2 separate regions of the Homo sapiens genome follow, and region 2 is linked to region 1. The links are chromatin loops, found by intact Hi-C in ENCODE. Cell type or tissue: Caco-2. All regions are shown on one strand. Links, peaks and the distances in the headings refer to the core of each region. The heading gives the core; the rest is flanking DNA.

Evidence for each region. Peaks named below come from ENCODE experiments on the same cell type or tissue, not always from the same donor. Only the 100,000 strongest peaks of a DNase experiment are listed, where the experiment ranks them.
Region 2: a loop joins it to region 1, with 9 times the contacts of the local background. A loop is called at or near these places in 103 of 110 quality-filtered maps.

The regions. Positions count from the first base shown.
Region 1 is chr9:33,720,973-33,723,889 of GRCh38, reverse strand. No RefSeq gene overlaps it. Among named protein-coding and RNA genes, the nearest start is that of PTENP1-AS, 45 kb to the right of the region's middle. RefSeq lists enhancers at 1,380-1,879, 1,880-2,381. In Caco-2, for the core only: a CTCF peak has its summit at 1,593 (motif pointing right); a DNase peak (open chromatin) is centred at 1,659.
Region 2 is chr9:33,616,104-33,619,020 of GRCh38, reverse strand. It overlaps the pseudogene TRBV20OR9-2. Among named protein-coding and RNA genes, the nearest start is that of PTENP1-AS, 60 kb to the left of the region's middle. In Caco-2, for the core only: a CTCF peak has its summit at 1,268 (motif pointing left); a DNase peak (open chromatin) is centred at 1,270.

The DNA.
Region 1 (2,917 bases), core at 302-2,801:
CAGAAATGACTGATTCCAACCTTTCTCCCCAGCTGCTCAGCATGGGCCTCCAGCTGTGCTCTGCACACTCTGATAGCAGAGAGCTTTTATTCACCCCCATTTTTGAAATATAATTTCCATACAATATAATGCATAGATCTGAAATATATAATTCAATGAGCTTTGGCAAATGTATACAGTGGTGTGTTCATACATGTTTTACAACTGGCTCTCTGGTGGGATAAAAAAGCCCTGCTTTGTAGTGTTTGCCAATTTCTGGAGTATAAATATTTCCACCGTGGTGGATTCCAAGCTATCAATGTGATGTTGACTGGCTTGCAGACATCCTGAAAAATTAACAGTCCACTCTCTTGATGGTGCCAGCGGGCTTCAGCACACCACTGCCTGTACATAACTGTGCAATCAGCACCCAGATCAACATTCAGGACATGTCCATCACCCCACAAGTTCCCTAGTGCCCCTCTGCAGTCAATCCCCACGCCTATCCTGTGCGGACAACGATTCTGATTTCTACCACCATCAATTAGATTTTCATATTCTAGAACTTCATGCAAATACAGTATATTTTTTGGCCTGACTATTTTTGCCTCAGATTTGAGAGTCCCTCCTATGATGTTTATCTGGTTGTTTGTCTTTTTCATTGCCCAGTAATATTTCATTGTATGGATGTAGTATCGTTGATTCTCCTGTTAATTGGCATTTGGGTTGTTCAAAGTTTTGGGCTTTTCTGAATAATCTTGAAAGTACTTGAGAGGCTGTAAAAAAGAGGTTCTGATATTCCTGGCAAAACTTTCTGCTGGGAAGAGGAATAGATCCTGAAGCTTCAGATTTTACTGGCGATAATGAAAGAGCATCTTTGAAAGTGTGTAGCATGCGGCAGACATTCAATAAATGTTAGTGGAGTCTCACTTTGGCAGAATTCTGTTTCTAGGATCTGTGCCCAGAAATAGATCGTCTTTTACAGAAAGGTCAGAATCAACCATTCTAGAGAAAATTTAAAAATACCTCAGAGAGATTCTGTCTTCTCATTTGATAAATCCATTTCAGGAATATTTCACAATTCTAACAATTAGAAAAAAATGGCTATGTGATATTTTTATGTTATACTTTAAAGTCTACCTATTATATATATTATCTTACTTCATACACATTTAATTTTCATTTTATGCACATTGTTTTATTTAACTTTTGCTACAATGCTGCAAGGTAAATGTACTTCTACTTTACAGATAAGGACAAATGAGGCTTGGAAATGCTAAGTAACTTTCCTAGCTCACAAAGCTAGTAAGAATTTGATCGCAGTTGCCTGACTCCAAAATGCATGCGTTTTCCTCTGCAATGTGCGGCCCCACCATGTTCACACCTCACTACAGACAGGAAGCACATATTATTCAGATAATCGCTACCCATTTTCCATTCATCCTCGTTTTTCCAGTGAGCAAAACATCTTGTACAGTCACTTTCTTTTTTCATTTCAGAAGTACACTTTGAATAGGCTCAATATGGCCTGATTTAAGCAAGCAGAAGGAAAAATCCTTACAAAGTCTGTGTGGGCCAATCAGCAATGAGATGGAGCATTCGGCAGATGGCGCTGTTTCCACACGAGTGTAACGGCGGCCACAAGCGTTCTGCCGCCAGGGGGCGCCGCGTTCCGCCGGAGAAGCGTGGCTACCAGATTCGCGGCCCAGCACGGGCTGCAGGGCCCACGCCTCCTTGGCGGTGCGTTCTTTCCCTCCAGGTGGGACGCTGCAGGCCCAGCAGCTCCCTGTGCCTCCAGATAGCCAGGGCTCTCACGTGGATAGGCTGCTGGACCAAGCTCAGTCCAGCAGGCCGGCTTCAACAGCTTCTGCTCAGCTATCCCGGACAGCACAGGACTGTGCAGAGCCTCCCCTAAACCTCATTCTTTTCAAGGGCAAAGGGAAGCACAGCAGCGTTTGCCTTTTCTTGCCAAGTTAGCACGGAGGAAGTTTCATCAGGGAGAGGCAGGGGCCTCAGAACAGGGAGGCCGCAGGGCGGCCTCGGCAGGTGAGTGCTGGCAGCCCGTGGCCTGAGACGTTAAGCACTGTGGGGAGAAATGGAGAAAGAAGCTCCTTGAACATTAGGCCCACTCCGGTGTGTGAAGCAACTGGCCCTTGAGATGAGAGCAGCCTGGTCTTCCCTTCTTGGTGAGGCTTGGGCCTTTTACATATTCCCACACAATGGAAATACGCAACCACTTCCAACTGGGTCCCAAATTCTCAAATGTCTCGACTACAGGACTCTAGGGACACAGCCTCCTCCTTAAGGATTTGTGAGATGTCTGTAAAGAAAAGGAAAATTTGTGAACCTTCTCAGAAGAAGCCACAAAAGAATACTTAGAGGCAAAAAATTACTCAGGCTGACATTTGAGAGGCTCTGGTTCACTGGTTCAGGCCCCCTTCCCAGGCTGACAAGGGTTGAGAGGCTCTGGAAGGACAGAGTCCACGGGAGCTGTGCTCTTCTGCGAATTCCGTCCAGCCATATTCCTCCACACCTGCAAAGTGGTGGAGAATGTTCTCTGCTTCACTCCACCCCAACTTGGGCATTGGAACAATGACTTCCTCATTGGGTTTTGGTAGTTTTTCCATTATGTTTTAATTTTGCCCTTTATATGAAGTGCTATATTTTGTTTTAGAATAGGCATTACATTGGCTCAAAAATCAATTCACACAGAAAGGTATACAGTGAAGTCTTACTTCCACCCCAGTTACAATCTCCTCCACATATGTGCACAGCTAATTCATTTTACTAGTATCTAGGGTACCCTTTACCAGAGTTTCTTTAAGATACTGCAAGATAGCTTAATCGCATTGCAATCTTGCATACCAAATTATATGCAAATTATGCATATAATTATGCAGACCAAAGTCTGACAGGTGCAGACCCTTGCGTATTCTCA
Region 2 (2,917 bases), core at 105-2,604, 100 kb after region 1:
TTCATGCATAACTCTCTACTTGGCTGCCTCTTGGTTATCTTTGTCTTGAGAGCCCAGCATGATGACAAGAAAGAGAGCCAATTGCTGAAGTTTATTATAGGAAGTACACAGTGGTTATACAACTGTCTTCATATGTACCTCTAGGATTATATGTAGATCTATTCAAGAACACATGACTAATGTGGCAGAGTCAGGGCAAAATTCTAGGTTTTATAATTTTCAGGGAACTTTCCATGTTCACTTACCTCTTTAGGCCCAACTCTATTGCCATTTCGTGGGTCTCAAACACTACACCTCCTCCATACTCCACACTCACAGTGCTTCTTTTCTTTTTCTCCCCCTACCCATCCCCTGCCCCACCCCCTGCACACACACTCCCAGATGTCTCAGTCAGGAAAGCTGTGGTTTTCCATTCTCCACGCCTCCCTTCTCAGCACTCAGTGGGCCTGCTGGGGTGGAGGAGCAGCTGCAGGGGTTCTTGCCGCGGTCTCTGATCCCCTCCTGGCGCTGTGTCTCTAGCACTGCAGATGTAGAAGCTGCTGTCTTCAGGATGGGCACTGGTCACTGTCAGAGCGGAGAAGGTCAGGTTTGGATGGTTGATGGGAAACTTGTCCTTCTTGACGCCTTGCTCGTATGTGACCTCGGAGCCCTCATTGGAAGTTGCCATCAGCATGAGGCTCTGTTTCCGGAGCTGACGATACCAAAACATAGTTGTGGCCTGAAAGTCCAGGGAACGGCACTCGATGTTCACAGAGGTTCCACTCTTACAGATAACCCTGCTCGGATGTTGAGAGACGACAGCACTAAGCCCGGAGCCTGCTGAAACAGAAGCCAGAGAGAGGAGAGCCCAGTGGGAGCCGAGTCAGACAGGATGCCAGGCCGAGCTCAGCCTCCCTCCCTCCCCGTGCTCCCAGCTCCTGGAGAATCCTGTTTGTTTTGTGCAATCTTCCTGTCATCTCCCTAGGGCTATAATCCCCTATCTCCTCTGACTGGCGGCTCTCACCTTACCCTTTACACCTCTAGAGAGCAGGGCCGCTCCCTCTCCCTTCGATGAGCATAAACAATCCACATTGCCTGGCCACCGCTTGACCATGGCAACACACGCACATGCCCACCCAAGCTCCCAGGTAGAAGGAGGCTCATACCTGGCCCCAGAAGCAGCAGAAGCAGCAGCATCTTCCGTGATGGCCCCACACCACCTTCTCTGGGGAGAGTTGTGACCACTGTCTCCATTCACCAGCGAGGAGGGATGACTGATCACAGAATCCCAAGGATGCTCTAGTCTGCCCCCTGGTGGTAATCTTTGCTCATGACCCGTGTTACATCCATCTCTCTGCCTGTCAAAGAACCATACAGGTCGGCGAGGTGGCTCACGCCTGTAATTCCAGCACTTTGGGAGGCCGAGGCGGGTAGATCACAAGGTTAGGAATTCAAGACCAACCTGGCCAACATGGTGAAACCCCGTCTCTACTAAAAACACAAAAATTAGCCAGGCGTGGTGGCGGGCGCCTATAATCCCGGCTCCTCGGGAGGCTGAGGCAGAGAATTGCTTGAACCCGGGAGGCAGAGGTTGCAGTGAGCTGAGATCGTGCCACTGCACTCCAGCCTGGGCGACAGAATGAGACTCCGTCTCAAAAGAAAACAAAAAACCCATACAGTGTCTAAAGTGGCCTAAAGATTTCCCAATTCAACTTCCAAATTTATTAAAGATACACTGAGACGTAGAGCATTGCAATGACTTAAGCGAGTTTCTTGTAAGGAAAGGAGTGTATGTTTGGGTAATGAATGGCATTGGAGTCTGCTGCTTCTGTTTCATATCCTCAAAGTAATTACACCAAGACAACTCATGGTTGTTAATCACTAGACCTACAGGTTGGCACTACCATAAATATTGATAATGCCCAGGCCAGTGCCTCGGCTGGAAGTCCAATGTTTCTTCATAATCATGTTGAAGCCACTTCGTCATTTTCTAAATGAGATAGTTACCTCGTGAGTATCTCATGACAATTTCCCTCACATATAGATGGACTTAATTCTAAACATTCTAATAACATTTCTCGATTTAGCTTGTATGTTTCTGTGTTAATCACTGTTGAGGTTGTGAGAATAATTAGTTACATTTATTCTCTTGTAATGGAGGTCATACTAAGTACTGGACAGTGAAACTAGTTTCTAGGAGGCATAAGAAATTCTTTGATTTGAACATGCTGGGATACTTGTTTTAATGGATTGACGTTGAAAATGTGTAGCAATTACAAGGAGCTGGAAAGTTGTTTTGAAAGCCCTATGTTTTCATTTTTATAACAGCCTCCCAATTGTGCTTTCATTTAATATTTAGTTCTACTTCTCTGGCATAGGTAGCTAGAAAAGATAAGATTAAGACTTCGCCCATCATATTATGTTTGTGCAATAGTGAAATCATTTTATAACAAATATAGCTATTGCATTATGTTAATATTGACATATCTATTGAAGGGCATCTGTATGCTCCTGTGGCTGCATTTTTATTTCTTGGGTATGTTGGGCCTCATTAAAATGAGGCCACTTCATACTGTAACTGTACTTTTTCTGCAAAGAGTAAGTAAGGACAGCTTGCTATGGGTGACCTCTGGCCCAATATTATGATATGTCTGGGAGGGAGTGGCTGGAAGACCTTCAGATCGGAAGAAAATCTTCCTATTTATTTTGAGAAACACTAATTGTCAGGTACAGATGGTCTCATGATGGTTCAATGACTTTTCAGCTTTACAATGGTGCAAAAGCAATATGCATTTCAGTGTGCTCCTTGACTTATGATGGGGTTATGTACAGATAAGCTGGATATTGTAAGTTGAATTATGATGTTTTCAATCTATGCTGGATTTATCAGGATATTACCCCACTGCAAGTCAAGGAGCATCTGGATATTCCTGTGGTG